Regions from separate parts of the Homo sapiens genome. Here region 2 is linked to region 1. Evidence: chromatin loops called from intact Hi-C (ENCODE). Cell type or tissue: OCI-LY7. All regions are shown on one strand. Each heading gives the region's core, and the rest is flanking DNA. Links, peaks and the distances in the headings are about the cores only. Region 1 has its middle 37 kb from the start of ASMT. Region 2 has its middle 330 kb from the start of DHRSX.

The links. Peaks named below come from ENCODE experiments on the same cell type or tissue, not always from the same donor. Only the 100,000 strongest peaks of a DNase experiment are listed, where the experiment ranks them.
Region 2: a loop joins it to region 1, with 5 times the contacts of the local background. A loop is called at or near these places in 3 of 110 quality-filtered maps.

Annotation. Positions count from the first base shown.
Region 1 is chrX:1,650,183-1,654,575 of GRCh38, reverse strand. No RefSeq gene overlaps it. Among named protein-coding and RNA genes, the nearest start is that of ASMT, 37 kb to the right of the region's middle. In OCI-LY7, for the core only: a CTCF peak has its summit at 2,161 (motif pointing left); a DNase peak (open chromatin) is centred at 2,105.
Region 2 is chrX:2,172,483-2,176,875 of GRCh38, reverse strand. No RefSeq gene overlaps it. Among named protein-coding and RNA genes, the nearest start is that of DHRSX, 330 kb to the left of the region's middle. In OCI-LY7, for the core only: no CTCF peak of the experiment used is centred there; DNase peaks (open chromatin) are centred at 2,005 and 2,363; H3K4me3 peaks cover 1,255 bases; H3K27ac peaks cover 1,639 bases.

The DNA of each region.
Region 1 (4,393 bases), core at 291-4,290:
TGGAGTGCAGTGGCATGATCTCGGCTCATCGCAACCTCTGCCTCCCAGGTTCAAGCGATTCTTCTGCCTCAGCCTCCCGAGTAGCTGGGACTACAGGCATGCACCACCACGCTGGGCTGATTTTTGTATTTTTAGTACAGATGGGGTTTTGCCATGTTGGTCAGGCTGGTGTCAAACTCCTGACCTCGTGATGCGCCCGCCTCGGCCTCCCAAAGTGCTGGGATGACAGGCGTGAGTCACCGCACCTGGCCTTTATGGTTATTTCTTGAAGATATGCTAAACAAGGGGCGGATTATTCATGCCTCCCCTTTTTAGACCATATAAGGTAACTTCCTGACGTTGCCATGGCATTTGAAAACTGTCATGGTGTTGGTGGGAGTATAGCAGTGAGGACGACCAGAGGTCACTGTTGTGGCCATCTTGGTTTTGGCGTGTTTTGGCTGGCTTCTTTACTGCAACCTGTTTTATCAGCAAGGTCTTTATGACCTGTACCTTGTACCAACCTCCTATCTCATCCTGTGACTTAGAATGCCTTAACCATCTCGGAATGCAGCCCAGTAAGTCTCAGCCTCATTTTACCCAGCCTCTATTCAAGGTGGAGTCGTTCTGGTTCAAACACCTCTGATATTTTCAGCATGAACATCAACACAGACCTTAAGTCTGGTAAGAAACATCTGGAGTCTCTGGTCGGGTGCGGTGGCTCACGCCTGTCATCCCAGCACTTTGGGAGGCCGAGGCGGGCAGATCATGAGGTCAAGAGATTGAGACCATCCTGGCCAACATGGTGAAACCCCGTCTCTACTAAAAATACAAGAATTAGCTGGTCATGGTGGTGCATGCCTGTAATCCCAGCTACTCGGGAGGCTGAGATAGGAGAATCACTTGAACCTGGGAGTCGGAGGTTGCAATGAACCAAGATTGCGCCACTGCACTCCAGCCTGGATGACAAGAGTGAAACTCCGTTAAAAAAAAAAAAAAAAAAAGAAAAGAAAAAGAAAAGAAAAAAAAAACATTTGCAGTCTCTTCTCTCAGAAGCCTGCTACCTGGGAAGCTTCATCTGCATAATAAAACCTCGGTCTCTACAACACCATCATAAGCCAGACATTCCTTACTACGGATAATAACTCTTTCAACCAATTGCCAATAAGTATGTTTTTGTTTGTTTGTTTGTTTGTTTTGAGACAGAGTATCCATGTGTCGCCCAGGCTGGAGTGCAGTGGCGTGATCTCGGTTCACTGCAACCTCCACCTCCCAGGTTCAAGCAATTCTCATGCCTCAGCCTCCCTAGCAGCTGAGATTACAAGCATGTGCCACCACGCTGTGCTGATTTTTTTGTATTTTTAGTAGAAACCGGGTTTCGCCATGTTGGCCAAGCTGATCTCAAACTCCTGGCCTCAAGTGTTCAAGCGATTCTCCTGCCTCAGCCTCCCAAGTAGCTGAGATTACAGGTTCACACCACCACACCCAGCTAATTTTTTTTTTTTTGACAGAGTCTCGCTCTGTCTCCCAGGCTGGAGTGCAGTGGCGCAATCTCGGCTCACTGCAAACTCCTGCCTCAGCCTCCTGAGTAGCTGGGACTACAGGCACCCGCCACCACATCAGGCTAATTTTTTTTTTGTATTTTTAGTACAGACGGGGTTTCACCGTGTTGGCCAAGATGGCCTCGATCTCCTGACCTCGTGATCTGCCCGCTTCGGCCTCCCAAAGTACTGGGATGACAGGTGTGAGCCACTGCGCCCGGCCTGATTTTGTATTTTTAGTACAGACAGGGTGTCACCATGTTGGCCAGGATGGTCTCGAACTCCTGACCTCAGGTGACCCACCCACCTCGGCCTCCCAAAGTGCTAGGACGACAGGTGTGAGCCACCGCGCCCGGCCCTGAATATGTTTAAGTGTAACCCCGCTTTGAGTCACCCTGCCGTTCGAGATAGAACCAACGTACATCTTACATGTATTGACTGATGCTTCAAGTCTTCCTAAAATGTATAAAAGCAAGCTACACCCCAACCACCTTGGGCCCACGTCATCAAGACCTCCTGAGGTTATGTCGTGGTGTCCTCCACCCTGGCAAAGTCAACTTCCTCAATTATGGACACCTGGCCTCAGATCCTTCTCGCCTTACAATTCGAAGAGAGAAAACGATGCTTCCTCCCCCTAGTGGCCATCAGGACAATTGCTTCCATTCAAGGCAAAGTTCTTCCAGAGAAATCTCTTCTGGATGTGGCTTACCAGGATCCATACTAGAAAAAAATGCAGAAACAGCGCCTCGGTAATTTCTGACATTAGAGTTCATGGTGACCGGGTGTGGTGGCTCACACCTGTCATCGCAGCACTTTGGGAGGCTGAGGCGGGTGGATCACGAGGTCAGGAGTTCGAGACCATCCTGGCTAACATGGAGAATCCCTGTCTCTACTAAAAATATAAAATTAGCTGGGTGTGCTGGCACATGCCTGTAGTCCCAGCACTTTGGGAGGCCGAGGCAGGCGGATCATGAGGTCAGGAGTTCGAGACCAGCCTGGGCAACATGGTGAAACCCTGTCTCTATTAAAAATACAAAAATTAGCCAGGTGTGGTGGCACATGCCTGTAGTCCCAGCACTTTGGGAGGCCGAGGCAGGCGGATCATGAGGTCAGGAGTTTGAGACCAGCCTGGGCAACATGGTGAAACCCTGTCTCTATTAAAAATACAAAAATTAGCCGGGTGTGGTGGCACATGCCTGTAGTCCCAGCACCTTGGGAGGCCGAGGCGGGCAGATCACGAAGTCAGGAGTTCCAGACCAGCCTGGGCAACATGGTGAAACCCTGTCTCTATTAAAAATACAAAAATTAGCCGGGCATGGTGGTGTGTGCCTGTAATCCCAGCTCTTTGGCAGGCTGAGGCAGGAGAATCGCTTGAAACCGGAAGGCAGAGGTTGCAGTGAGCTGAGATCACACCATTGCACTCCAGCCTGGGCAACAAGAGCGAAACTCTATCTCAAAAATAACAATAATAATAGAGTTCACGGTCCAACAGTGAAGTGTGATAGAAAAGGAAACGGTACAGTCCCATCTTGAAGTCCACTTTTAAATAATAAGGTGCTCATTGGAAGGCAATCGAATCAAAACATAAGGCTGAGATGAGGAACAGCCCAAGCCATACATGTTCAAGGTGTTAAGGAAATAGAATTAAAAAGCAAAATCTCTACCAGGAGTGGTGGCTCATGCCTGTCACCCCAGCACTTTGGGAGGACGAGGCGGGCGGACCACTTGAGGTCAGGTGTTCGAGACCAGCCTGAGCAACATGATCAAACCCCATCTCTACTAAAAAATACAAAATTAGCCAGGCCTGTAATCTCAGCTACTCAGGAGGCTGAGGCAGGAGAATCGCTTGAATCCTGGAGGCAGAGGTTGCAGTGAGCCGAGATCAGCCACGACACCCCAGACTGAGTGACAGGGACTCTGTCTCAAAAAAAAAAAAAAAAAAACAACCAAAGGCCAGGTGCAGTGGCTCACACCTCTCATCCCAGCACATTGGGAGGCCAAGGTGGGCAGATCACTTCAGGTCAGGAGTTCGAGACCAGCCTGACCAACATGGAGAAACCCTGTCTCTACCAAAAAAATACAAAAATTGGCCGGGTACGGTGGTTCACGCCTGTAATTGCAGCACTTTGGGAGGCCAAGGCAGGTGGATCACCTGAGGTCCGGAGTTCGAGACCAGCCTGGCCAACATGGTGAAACCCGTCTCTACTAAAAATACAAAAATTAGCTGGGCGTGGTGGCACATGCCTGTAATCCCAGCTATTAGGGAAGCTGAGGCAGGAGAATCGCTTGAACCTGAGAGGCGGAGGTTGTGGTGAGCTGAGATCACGCCATTGCACTCCAGTCTGGGCAACAAGAGAGAAATTCTATCTCAAAAAAAAAAAATACAAAAATTAGCCAGAGATGATGGTGCACAACTGTAATTCCAGCTACTCGAGAGGCTGAGGCAGGAGAATCGCTTGAACCGTGGAGGCGGAGGTTGCAGTGAGCCGAGATCTTCCAGGGCACTCCAGACTGAGTCACAGGGACTCTGTCTCAAAAAAAAAAAAAAAAAAAAAAAAAAAAAGCAAAAAAATCTCCTCCCGATCCAGGAACTCCTTCCTTAACCCCTCTCCTCAAGGGTAGAAGAAAAAGAAAACCATTTTTCTACAGAACAAGCATTCAATTCAAATGTGATATACACCCCAGGCCATCCGTGAAAGGGATCAGAAACACAGAAAGAAATCTCACCCTTTTATGGGCCGGGTGTGGTGGCTCACGCCTGTCATCCCAGCACTTTGGGAGGCCGAGGCAGGTGGATCACCTGAGGTCGGGAGTTCGAAACCAGCCTGACCAACATGGAGAAACTTTGTGTCCACTAAAAATACAAAAAATTA
Region 2 (4,393 bases), core at 142-4,141, 520 kb before region 1:
TCTAGGAAAACAGACGCACCACTGGAGCAGAAGTCAGGAGGCAGGAGCTGCTTTGGACCAAAGATGCTGGATTGTATTGTGGTTTTGTTGAATTTCAAGAGGCCAAATGTAACCACCCAATTTGTATTATGTTACAGACATCTCACTGTGCCTCAGGGTGTCTCAGTATGCATGCATGTGTGTGTATGCATCCATATGTGTGCGTGTTGTTTGTGTGTGTTTGCATGAATTCACGCATCTGAATGCACGTGTGCACACATCACTGCATGCCTGCAAATGCATATGTGAATTTGTGTGCATGAAGGTGTGAATGTGTATGCACGATTGTGTGAATGCCTTGTGCATGCGCAAATGCGTGTTCAATGCACACATGCATGTGTGAATGTGTGCATGTGTGTGTGCACCGTGCATGCACTGTGAAAGGGTTGCATGTGTATCATGTATGTGTGTTTCTGTGCATGTGTGTACATGCATGTGTGAATATGTGTACTTGAGTGGATGCTTGTGTGTGCATGTATGAACGTGTATTCATGGGTATGAGAATGCTTCGTGCATGTGTAAATATGTGTGTGGGCTATGCATTTATTGATGTATGTGCATATGTGTGCATGCATGTGTGCCTGCGTGTGCATGAGTGTGAAAAACTGAGTGCACCTGTGCACGTGTGCAGATGCCTCATGTATGTGTGAAAATCTGCACATATATGCAGTGTGTATGTGCATGGGTGTACATACCTATGTGTGAATCGATGTGTGCAATGCATGTATACGCACGTGTGTACATGCAGGTGTGAGTGTATCTGTACATGCATGTGTATGCCTGGGTTTCAGTGGAAGCAGGGCTGCAAAGAGGAGAAACACTTAGACCCTGACACACAAGAGTTCTCATTTCGGTAGATGAGCTGGCTGTGTATGCAAAGAGGAGAATAGAGGACAAAGACAGGATCAGCATCGTAGCGCTGATGACGACAGCTCTGGACTCCTCTTGATGAGGGCTGTGGCACACATCGAGGGGAGCACTGCTGAAAACAACATAGAATGTGATTTGGACCCAGCATGCAATCTACAAAGGCCGTGCTGCCGACACGGGGCAGGATTTTGGTTGACAGGTTGGTGTTGGAGTGGAAGACCTTCTCCAAAGAGGCTTTCTTGAAATCACAAAAGGAAGGGATCCATGAAGGAGAAGCAGTGCCGAGAGGAAGGGCAGAGACCACAGAGTGCACCCGTGCACGTGTGCAAATGCCTCATGTGTGCGTGAATGCATGTGTGCGTGTGTAAAATGCACATATGCTTTTAGCTGCATGCGTGCGTGTGCAGATGCGTGTGAAAACCTGTGCACACCTGCAATGTATATGTATATGTGTATGCACGAGTGTGAATAGCCGTGTGCATGCGTGAGTGTATGTGTATGTGGATGAGCGTGGGAACCCTGAAGGGAGCCTCTCTGCAGTTTCTGGGACACAGGTTGTAGTTAACCTAGGACAAAAAGTCAGTAGAGTCCTTTATGGGCTGCTGATGAATGAGGCCTGCTACCAGGAAGGAATGGTTTTTTTGTTTTTGTTTTTGTTTTTTTTTTCCGACAGAGTCTTGCTCTGTCTCCCAGGCTGGAGTGCAGTGGGCCGATCTCAGCTCACTACAACCTCCGCTTCCCGGGTTCAAGCGATTCTCCTGCCTCAGCCTCCCGAGTAGCTGGGACGACAGGCATCCGCCACCACGCCTGGCGATTTTTTTTTTTTTTTTTTTTTTTTAGTAGAGACGGGGTTTTACCATATTGGGCAGGCTGGTCTTGAACTCCTGACCTTGTGATCCGCCCGCCTCGGCCTCCCAAAGTGCTGGGATTACAGGCGTGAGCCACCGCACCCGGCCAGGAAGGATTGTTTTGCACGCCAGGGTTTCTCTTTAGCTTATGATTTCTTCCACCAAATCTGTCCCAACCCTGCTGTGTCTGTCCCTACCAGCGGCTGCAGTGTGAGTGAATCCAGGCATGACTGCATGAACACCCAGCTTCCTGTTTGGTCACTTAGTAACCACTAGATGACGTTTACTGAGCTCTTAGCAGGCACATTCTAATCCCCGTAATTTTGTTTACTCGGTTGGAGGAGAAACATTGTCTCTTCTCCACTTTCCCAGCTGTAATGCAAACCTTAGCATACAAGAAACAGGCCGGGCGCGGTGGCTCACGCTTGTAATCCCAGCACTTTGGGAGGCCGAGGCGGGCGGATCACGAGGTCAGGAGATCGAGACCACGGTGAAACCCCGTCTCTACTAAAAATACAAAAAAAAAAAAAACAAAAAAAAAAAACCCGGCGCGGTTGGGGGCACCTGTGGTCCCAGCTACTCGGAGAGGCTGAGGCAGGAGAATGGTGTGAACCCGGGAGGCGGAGCTTGCAGTGAGCCGAGATTGCACCACTGCACTGCAGCCTGGGCGACAGAGCAAGACTCTGTCTCAATAAAAAAAAAATAAAAAAGAAACAGAAGGAGGCACGCTAAAAACTAAAAGTAGGAGGTTAAGGGAAGGGAGGAAAGAGAAAAACCAAAGGATGGGGGTGGGTTCAAACCACATTTTATGCCGCTGGATCGTGTTGTAATATTTCTACATGCTTGGGAATTACAGGCATGCATGGAATAGTATGCAACTGTGAAAAAGGAATGAGATCATGTCTTTTACAGGAATATGGATGGAGCTCGAGGCCATCACCCTTAGCAAACTAATGCAGTAACAGAAAATCAAATACTGCACTTTGTCACTTATAAGTGGGAGCTAGGCCGGGCGCGGTCACTCAGGCCTGTAATCCCAGCATTTTGGGAGGCCGAGGCAGGTGGATCACGAGGTCAGGAGTTTGAGAGCAGCTTGGCCAACATGGTGAAACCCTATCTCTACTAAAAATACAAAAATTAGCCGGGCGTGGTGGCAGGCACCTGTAATCCCAGCTACTGGGGAGGCTGAGGCAGAAGAATCATTTGAACCCGGGAGGCGGACGTTGCAGTGAGCCAAGATCACGCCATTGCACTCCAGCCTGGGCGACAGGGTGACACTCCGTCTCAAAAAAATAAAAAAATAAATAAGTGGGAGCTAAATGAGGAGAACTCATGAACACAAAGAAGGGAGCAAGAGACACCTCTACTTGAGGGTGGAGGGTGGGAGGAGGGAGAGGGGCAGAAAAGATAACTATTGGTACTGGGCTTAATACCTGGGTGATGGAATCATCTGTACAACAAACTGCGGTGACACAAATTGACCTACAACAAACCTGCACGTGTACCCCCAAACCTAAGATAAAAGTTTAAGGGAAAGAATGAAGCAAGCTAAACTTTAGACAACAATAACAGCAACAAGAAAAAGAAGTGACAGGTGTAATTACTTTCATTACTGCCTCAGCCACTTGTGGAAGCATTTTTCCGGTGTTGTGGTATTGTTACATTTTATGGACAACGTTTTTGTGACGATGGACAAACCTGAGCCCCAACACTTGAAAACAAAATTATGTTTTCAGGGCTGGGCGCGGTGGCTCACGCCTGTAATCCCAGCACTTTGGGAGGCCCACGTGGGTGAATGACAAGGTCAGGAGATTGAGACCATCCTGCCTAACGTGGTGAAACCCAGTCTCTACCAAAAATACAAAAGATTAGCCGGGCGTAATGGCTCACACCTGTAATCCCAGCACTTTGGGAGGCTGAGGTGGGCGGATCACGAGGTCAGGAGATCGAGACCATCCTGGCTAACACCGTGAAACCCAGTCTCTACTAAAAATACAAAAGATTAGTTGGGCATGGTGGCGGGTGCCTGCAGTCCCAGCTACTTGGGAGGCTGAGGCAGGAGAATGGCGTGAACCCAGGAGGCAGAGCTTGCAGTGAGCTGAGATCGCGCCACTGCCCTCCAGCCTGGGCGATAGAGTGAGACTCCATCTCAAAAAAAAAAGAAAAATTTGTTTTCAGATCAATTTTTTAAAAAAGAGCTGCCATTTATCAATGGCTTGTTATTGGCCTTAAATTTTGCTAGATACTTACACATATGATTTTACTTGATACCCGTGAACATTTTATGAGGAAAGTTTAATTTTACCCATTTTACAGATGAGAAAATGGGAATAACTGAGTTATTGGCACACGGTCACACACAACCACGGTTGACAGACCTCACGTATCACCTGTTTTTTTTTTTTTGTAAACAGTAATCCTGGTGCCATTTCTGTAATTATAAACATTAAATCAGTGCTTAGCATATTAATCTCGGCTCCCTCGGCTTCTCAAATTGCTGGAATTACAGGCATGAGCCACTGTGCCTGGCCGGTGTTTTCTTGTTAGTCTTTAAACATTCAACAGAGTACAGAGGGTATAATATGAAACTTTTGGTTTTATGTTTAACTTAAAAGGTAACTTTTGGACCATTTTAG